Regions from separate parts of the Homo sapiens genome. Here region 2 is linked to region 1. Evidence: chromatin contacts called from ENCODE Hi-C or POLR2A ChIA-PET data. All regions are on one chromosome and are shown on one strand. The core of a region is the stretch at or near the end of the contact, and the rest is flanking DNA. Distances in the headings are between cores, read along the strand shown. Region 1 overlaps ACSL3 (acyl-CoA synthetase long chain family member 3). Region 2 overlaps DOCK10 (dedicator of cytokinesis 10).

Region 1 (4,440 bases), core at 93-2,592:
ATTTCGTTGACTATATGTACATTGAGTTATCTATATTTGTAAACAAATTAGTCATGGAAAATTATTCTATCTCAAAGTCTCCTTTTAGTCTAGATAATCATTATTTCATTTTAAAATTAGTGTTTTTCCTAGTTTGCACTGATGCGTGTATGGATGTGTGTGAGTCAGTGGTAGCTTATTTAAAAAGCACCTTATCCTTTCTCCCATAACCTTTGTACACTAAAAAATGAAAGAATTTAGAATGTATTTGATGATAGCATTCTCACTAAGACACATGAGAATTTAACTTTATAACCGCGTGAGTTAAGATTTAATTCATAGGTTTTGATGTCATTGTTGAAGTTATTTGTAATTCAGAAACCTTGCTTGTGTGATACATAGTCTCTTCATTTATTACTGCTTGTCTGTTGTTATATCTGGATTATCAAAAGCAATAGTGCACCAATTAAGATGTGCTCAAATCAGGACTTAAATCATAGGCACCACATTTTTCATGTCAGACTAGTTACTTTGTTGATTCTCAGTTACTGTAGGCATCAAAAGGCAAAAATCAAAAAAAAAAAAAACAAAAACAAAAAAAAAGATGAACCTAGGTCTGTGTAAAGTAAGGGGAGTGTTAGGAGCAGCCAGGACTGTGTAGTGTGTGTTTGGTTGCATCACAAACATCGTATGTGGAGACATTGCAATACAGTGTTTTTTGTTTTCAACTTTTCTTGTATTGTATATTTGTATTATGTTTTGAATGCTTTTCTCTTTTCATAATTAAATATTAATGTTTGGGATAACTGCCAAGAAGAAGTAAAAATATTGAATGGAACTTCTATATGAGGATGCTGTGATCTAAAAATTAAATCTCAGTGGGCGGAGAGAATTTGTTTCTGATGCCTTGTCTTTAGAATAATTGTTTGCTTTCAGATGATTAAAAAAAGGAGATTGTATCTAGGAAAAAAGTGTGAATGCTTCAAAGGAGAGATACTGATAATTGTGACTTGAAATAGTGTCAGATGAATTATGTAGCTGATCACTGATGGAACCATCTAATGAGGCAGGCTTAAACTCTATTTAGTTTCGTTTGTTTTCTCATATGAAGTTTATAATTCCTTTCAGTCCTAAAATGTCAGATGCCAGGTGTCAAATGCCACAGTAGAAAGTGAAATTAAGTAGAGTCCCCTTTTAAACAAATTTGTCTGTAAGCAAAACTATCTTTAGTGACTTAAAAAATAATATCCTCTAAAATTACCCTTTCAAGAGGAAAAAACTGTTCAATGAAAAAACCACTCAATTATGACTCATATAAGAAATACTGGTTTAACCAGGAGATATTTGGGGAGCAAAATTTTAAGGAATTTCAAATTGCTAAATCTAATACAAATATCTGACAATAAGATACAGATCTAAAAGAATGGTTCTTAAGAACTATTGTTTACTGGGAATAAACTAAGCTCTATGAAGAATTCGTAAGCATTACATGTTCCAGTAAGTTTAGCAACTTAGAGCCAAGACTGGTGGCCACCTCCATTTATTTCCCCACTGCTCCTCCACTGACATCCTTCTTAGCAGAAACTTCATGAAAAAGTTTTTGCTGACACAGAACAAACCTGAAAGTAGTATCTACTTTCTAAATACTACTTTGCTTTTCAGTAGTGGATTTGATATTTATAATGTTCTCTAAAGCTTGCAACTTTTTCAGCAACGTTTAAAAATAGATTAACCTGGAATAACTTACTTGTTTGCTGCTAAAATACTCAAGATTTTGCCATTTTTAAACAACCAGTCCCTGTGATACAACTTTGAAAAAACTTTTAAAAATCTCTGATGTGTGGGCTCTTTTTTTCCCATAAGAATTATGTACATCTGTGATGTTTTACAGGGGGATCCGCTTTTAAACAGTGTACATATTGGACCACACTGAAATGTCATATATCCTTTCTCTACTTAAAATTGGTTATTTACTGTGAGTTCATTTCCGATGTGTTCTTGGTTGTTGCTGTTTTCTGCCTGAAGACGTGTATCATAAAGAGCTACATGGTATGGACTATTTATTTGTAATTTGACATAAAGTTTGAAGAATAAAGATCTATAAAAGTTGAAGTTTCTGATATTAAAGCTCTTAATATATTGGCTTTTTTTTTTTTTTTTTTTGGTTTTGGTTTTTAAGAAAAGCTGTTCCTGTAAAAGTGAAACTTTCATTGACATTCCTGAAATACTTGAAGAAGGAGTTTGGGGAATTTTCCATCCTGACCTAACAACCTAACCAAAGGAAAACTTTTTATTCTAGAAATTCTGTTAATAATCTATTTCCTAGCCTTTTTATATTCTAACTTTCCCCTAACCCTTCCCGAATTCCTCCTTTCCATTCCTCCTTTTTGGTTCTGACTGCCCAGAAGATATACTGTCAGCATTTTAAATTCCAAAATATTCATACAGCATAAAATCTTGAATAGAGGTGGTAAATTGAAATTTGGCATCAAAATTAATGGGGTAGAATCTACAATGTGGCAGAAATATCTAAACTTTGTGCCAACATTTAATCCAATAATTGTGGGAGGAAGAGTTGTATCATGCTGTGTTTCAGAAACTAACCTCCCTCACCCACCCCATCTTTGACTGCCAGTCAATATTTGTGGGTATATGTAACTTTATCATAGCATACTTTTGTCTCTGTGTGTAATCCTGTAACAAAACCAGTTAAAGCTTTCTTTACATAAACATTTGGCATCTTTGTGTGTTTTGCATTAACTTAGACAGTTGTGCCTAATTTCTCCTCATTAACTTTGCTCAGGTTATTCTTTTAAACATTGGTAACAATATTTCTACCACACCAAATATGCAAATGATTTTAGGATGAGGCTGGTCTATAGTGTCATGGAATGGTTTTTATGGCATAACGTGAAACCGGTTATATGCAGATCTATAGTCTGATTTATGTAATAACATTATCTTCAATCTGATAAAATCTGCCTCTGATTTCCTCCTAATTAGTTGGTCCACATGCAAGCATATAGTCTGCAAGGGCCTGTCCATTTCAGAATCGCCTCTGTAAACCAGATGCCTTAACATGGTGCATGCATGGCCCCCAGAGGAGGTGTTCAGTAACTGGTTTTGAGTGAATTTGAAGTGTTAACGAAATTATTATAACAGTGCATACGTATCCTCTAATGTTACATGCCTATTTCTGGTTTGGATTTTCCAAAATGCTTTTCAGCAAACCCTTCCCCATTAGTGTCTTTATTTAGTGATTTTGAATTGTGTTCCCTTTGGTGGGATTCATTCAAAAGCAACTTCCTGCATTTGGTGATTTTTTTCTTAGATTCATTCTCATTTGTTTCTGAAGAAAGGTTGTTCTGTGTGGGTTTTTTGTTCTATAAAAAAGTGACTTTTCTGCGTGGATTACTTTTATAGAAACAAGGTTTGTCTCCCATATGAATGTTTTGATGCTGAAAGTTTTTCCATGTTAGTGCACTTACAGTTTTTCTCTCTGGAATGTACCCTCTCATGTTGAGAGAGCGAAGAGCTATAGCTACAGGTTTTCCCACACCGTCTGCCTTTGTAGGTTTCTTCCCAGTGTGAGTTCTTTCGTGTTTAATCCAGGCGAGCTACAAGGGAAAAATTCTCCACATTGACCACATTTGTGGAGTTTCTCCAGTATTAATTCTTTACTGGTTACTAAACGACGCTTTTTGCTTAAGATTTCCCCTCCTTCTTTATATTCGTAGGTTTTTGGTTTTTTAACTTACATGAACTCTCACATGTTGAACAAAGGAGGAGCAGTCTTTAGAGATTTTAGATACTTTATGTTCACAGGATTTCTCACCTGTATGATTTTTCTCATGTTGATTAAGGCAGTAGTTCTCAAACTTTCTGGTTTCAGGACCTCTTTATGTTCTGAAATAAATTATTGAGAACTCCAGAATGTTTGTTTATGTGGCTTATATCTATCAGTATTTCTTTGTAAAGGGTTTGTATTTTATCATGAAACATGTAGAAGTAAATCATTCACTTTGATTTTTCTTCATGACCATAATCATATTAAGAATACAAAAGGTATAAGAGAGTGGCACAGGATGAGGGTTTATTAGGAGGGCTGTATGTATGCCTTCCCCACCCCTGACTCCCAAGAAAAAAGATTATAGCTATCAGAAGAACATAGCTTTGCAAGATTTGTTCTGTGATAAAGGCAAAATTCCACATTTTTCCTCAAAATAGAAATGAAAAACAACTATGTTGTCCAAATAATTTGATGCCCCAACTTTCAAAATGTTTATGTATAGAAGCCTATAGCTCCAACGCGCTGCCTAGCCCTGCCACTTTGTCAACCCCATGGCCATATTCTGGGCCCTGTTATCGCTCAGAAGGCCCTTGTCTGGAATCTGGGAAAAGGAGGATGTTGAAGACTTAAAAGTCCTAATGCCTTTAATGGGGGCCTGGAAGGATGGGGCT
Region 2 (4,609 bases), core at 2,003-4,502, 1.8 Mb after region 1:
TTTTTTGTAATTTTAGTAGAGACGGGGTTTCACCTTGTTAGCCAGGATGGTCTCTATCTCCTGACCTCGTGATCTGCCTGCCTCCGCCTCCCAAAGTGCTGGGATTACAGGCGTGAGCCACCGCGCCCGGACTGTTTTTTTTGTTTGTTTTTTTTTGTTTTTGTTCTTTTTTTTTTAAAGTGAGCAGAACATTGCGGCTCTAGTGAAGGTTACGCATAGGCAAGCAGACGGGGTGTGAAATTAGGAGGAAGGCAAGGGGCTCCCTGCAGAGAATCTTGAAGGCCAGTCATGCCTGCACTTCGTCATTTTCTCAACAAAATATATTAACATATAACATTTAATATATGGTATATAGTTTTTCGCTGCTATAAGTGTAGGGGTGGAGGATATGGGGGCCACTTGTAATATGAGCAAATAATAACTTTGATTTAGTATCATTTTGTCACATTTGTTCTCAAATATTTATTATTTTCTTAACTGCTCATGGGAGTACTGAAATCCTATAATATATGTATTTTTGGCTTTCTGGGGTTTGACTAATATAAGATGATAAATCATCCACCTGCAAACATAGTGGACCTCTTCTGCAGAGAGACCAACATTCAGGGTTCTAAAAGCCAAGCCTTCCCAGCAATGTTCTCTCCATCTCCCTGTGACTACATCCCGCAGAAAGCTGTCATTAGGAAGGAAACATGGTGTTTGGACCATTTGTACTGGTTTCTAAGTGAGTGTTAACACAGGAATACAGATGTACTATGTGAGGTTTGGATAATGGACACTCATTTATAAGGTAATTGTCACCAAAAATAGGGGATTATGTTAATTTTTTATAGTCTGGGCATTTTGCACTTTGAAATGAGAATGAAAAAAGAAGTAGCTACTGAGTGGGATGATGAATGAATGAGGGGACAGAGCCAGGGCTGACATCCCAAGTATTAGATCCACATATTCTGTGTTGGATCTTTTCCAGGGTAAATTATAGAGGAAAATGCCATTTGTCTTATTTTCATCCTTTCCATCTGTGGAACTTGAAGAGTTACTACCATTTTTTATTGAGCTTGTTTTGAGGAGTATTAATTTAACTTTATACAAAGATGAAAAAGAATGTAAAATAAGAATTTGGTTTCTTGGCAATTCGAAATGAGGTCACTGTTTTACAAGGCCTTATCATCCGTACAGTCATTTTTTTAAGGGTAGCTAATTAGCGGAGGATCCAGTGGAGTTTTTATACCCAGTATGTCTAAGAATCATGTGGGCTTGGGTACTGGACTCCACTCCAGGGGGTTCTATTTCAGAAGTTCTTATGGCACAGAGAAGTATGCACTTGAACAGGTGTTTTGTCTGATTCTGAAGCAAGTGGTCTTCTGTCCATGAGTGATTACTACAGTGAGATAGATAATAAAAGTTTGTTTGAACTGGGGCCTACACATGCCTATGGGATCTAGGCAGGAAATATAAATAACAGGGGCTGCCCGATAGAAGCTGATTAGGGCTTGGTGCCTATTGCTGCAAGCTGGAAAACACATGTAAATGGAGCAACAGTGTCTCAATTTTCACTTGTTGTTGTGATGGGGGAGTGCGATTCCAATACTGCTAAATGGCCTGAGCATTCAACAGATATCAGAAAGCTGGAAATCTATACAAAGTCTCGTAATATTTAACTGTTGACACCTAATTGAAATAAAATAAAGACTACGTGTTTGGCAGATAAAATACGTATGCTGGATTCCATCTCTGAGCAGCCAGTCTGATGTGTCTGGTCTAGAGAAAGGAAGAAATAAAAGGTGTTGGGATTGTGCAGGGTGAGTTTCAACGCTGTTAAGGCAGAGTGGTCTTAGGTGATTCTCTTTAGAGAAGCTGTATTTAAACTTCTTGTTCTATGAACAGTGTCAGGGGCAAAACGGTGACATGATCAAAGATATTGTGGTTTGTGATGCAAAAATAGAATATTTGGCACCTAACACAAGCACAAAGATCTATTATTTTCAATTACTTCCTTAGAGTTTTTTTGGAAGATTTATTTTCAGATTTGGAGGTAACCCATTGCCAACCGTGTCCTGGGGGCATGGGAGATGGGTGGATTGGCATGGGCAAGAGGACTTGAGCCTACAGGTGGAAGTTAGGTGGGAGATGATATTGGAGGCAGCATCTTCCTGGGTGCCTGGAATAGTAATGTCTAAGGTGGCCTAAAGCTACACATGGGGAAATTAAAAGAAAAGACCTGAGATGCTGACCCAGACAGTCAGGAACCAAGAGAACTGGAGGCAGAATGAAGCTGGGAATAATGCTTTGGGCCAGAGCTCATCAAAGGGCAATCTTTTCTATAAAGAAGTGAGCTCTATTTGAGAAAAGAATAGTTAAATGTGTCTTGAGGCCAGGCGTGGTGGCTCATGCCTGTAATCCCAGCACTTTGGGAGGCTGAGGCAGGCAGATCACGAGGTCAGGAGATCGAGACCATCCTGGCCAACATGGTGAAACCCCGTCTCTACTAAAAATACAAAAATTAGCCAGGCATGGTGGTGCGTGCCAGTAATCCCAGCTACTCGGGAGGCTGAGACAGGAGAATCACTTGAACCCGGGAGGTGGAGGCTGCAGGGAGCCGAGATCGCGCACTGCACTCCAGCCTGGGCAACAGAGTGAGACTCTGTCTCAAAAAAAAAAAAAGTGTCTTGAGGGATCCGAGTTCTCACCCAAAATATCTTTCTATCCCTTCTGTGTACTCAAAATGTAAATACGTATTCCAACCCCTTACCTCCCTCCTCACCATCATGTACTGACATGGCCAATGGCCTTGCATAGCAGAAAGATGAGCTCAGCTGAAGTCTCCTTTTTTATGTCTGGGGCTTTGGAATGGCTGCTGAAGGTGAGTATGAAATTAGATTCTCTAGCTTGCCTTCTGCACCTAGAAGCAGCTCAGTTCGGGTCCATGGCAGCCAGTATTCACTAGGGGAGGGAAGTGGGCCAGAGAGTGGAAAATGTCAGTGGTTCCCAAACGTAGGTCAGCACCTATCGGTCATTGCTCTGATAAGCTCATAACATGGTGGTAGCAAACAATCCTGAATCGTAACACAGCAAAATGGTATTTCTCACTCAAGACTATATGACCAATAGCGTTAGCAGGGAGTGTGTGTGTGTGTGTCTTGCTCATTGTAGTTTCCTGGGTACTGAGGCTGAAACAATATGTCAAAGGTAAGTAAATCAGGGCTTCAGGTACATCAAAGATAAGTACATCAGGGGAAGAGGCTGGGAAGAACTACTTACTGGCTTTGAAGCCTCTGCCTGAAAGTAACACATGTTACTTCTGCCTACATTTCAGTGGTTATAGCAAGTCACATGGTCATGCTTGCCTTCAAAAGAGGCAGGAAACTGCAATCCTACCACAAGATTAGAGCAGAGAAATGGAACATTTGTGATCTCTCTGAGAACCTCCACAGACCTCAAGATTCGGATTCATTAGATTTTCCCCAAGTCATTCTAAGTCTCTCCTACATTTGGAAACCTCTGATCTACCCAGTTCATCTTTGGAGGAACTTCTTAGCTGAGATTTGAGTCCTTTGTTGGTTTCTTGGCAAGGCATCCTAAGTATTGAGTATAGATTTGCATTCAGAAGATATTCAATGAACCATTTTTCTCAGTAACTCACCCACTCTTCAACAGGAAACCAAATGCAAAGTAACTGTGTTTTTTATTTCTATGAACAATAAAATACTTTCATAATTTCACATCCCATTGCTTTTAAGAGCACATATATTACAAATAAAGGAACTCCACAAACTTTAAAGATTAGTATTTATCAACGCTTTTGTACACATACACAAATATTTTAATATAATGGTATCTGAAATGTTATTCATATATTTTTAGTACTGTCATAGTATTAACTAAAAAGGATCTTTTAAATTTGGTAAAAACCGTATATTTTACAATCTTTTATTTACATCTGAAATATGCTTAAATGTTACAAAAACATTCACTTTAACCTTTAAAATATGTGTACTAGGACTGGGGTACTGACCATACAATAACTGACAGCAAACTTAGGGTTTGCATTTGAGCTACACATTCACTGGAATTTCATGGCAAATATTCAACCTGGCTTGATCAACACTGCTCAAAGAAAAAAAAATTATACAAAATGTGCAAATTCAGAGGTTGGCAAAATTCTGAAGCTAGCGAGGTAAACAAAAATATTAACACCATGAAAACTTCAAATAAATTAAACCTATCTTTCTCTTCCCCGAGATTAGCTGCAAATTCAGAAAGTTCTCTTAGAGGTGGGTCTGATGCTGCAGAGCCCTCAGACTTCAGCACTAGATGAGATGGAGACCGTGGGTAGGGCCGGAGTTGCTTTGCTAATTACTCGAGTGCAGGTTTGGTCCACTCCGCGCTTTGACAGGTCGTCCCTGCCCGTAATCTTAAAACAGGGAAAAACACAACACAACAGAATGCAGAGGTTAATGTTAATATCCCAAACACAAAATTAAAACCCAGAATAGAGGTTTTCATTCCCCACAGGGTAATTTATTCAAATTATAAAAAGACACATATTAAAGTGGATCTAAAGAATTTTCCCCCAAGACCACGTGCTAGCTTTAACTTTTGGTGAAAG

The links. A loop is a pair of places that touch in the nucleus more often than their neighbours do. ChIA-PET counts read pairs that join two places held with the same protein, here RNA polymerase II (POLR2A).
Region 2: a map with no recorded cell type shows a loop between it and region 1 (4-fold over the local background). The contact joins two enhancer-like sites. A Hi-C loop is called at or near these places in 1 of 37 single-sample maps with no recorded cell type. POLR2A ChIA-PET finds 5 or more read pairs at or near these places in 1 of 52 experiments (activated T-cell).

The regions. Positions count from the first base shown.
Region 1 is chr2:222,942,534-222,946,973 of GRCh38, forward strand. ACSL3 (acyl-CoA synthetase long chain family member 3) reads left to right here. Exons shown (of 17, transcript NM_004457.5): 17 at 1-2,106. It also overlaps the pseudogene LOC100419511. Among named protein-coding and RNA genes, the nearest start is that of ACSL3-AS1, 25 kb to the left of the region's middle. RefSeq lists a silencer at 1,489-1,638. Within about 2 kb of position 1,343, at least 2 of the 41 ENCODE cell types and tissues checked have a DNase peak (open chromatin) inside an H3K27ac peak, as active enhancers do.
Region 2 is chr2:224,761,424-224,766,032 of GRCh38, forward strand. It overlaps DOCK10 (dedicator of cytokinesis 10), which reads right to left. Exons shown (of 56, transcript NM_014689.3): 56 at 3,667-4,414. The coding sequence ends at 4,298. Among named protein-coding and RNA genes, the nearest start is that of CCDC195, 47 kb to the left of the region's middle. Within about 2 kb of position 3,253, at least 3 of the 41 ENCODE cell types and tissues checked have a DNase peak (open chromatin) inside an H3K27ac peak, as active enhancers do.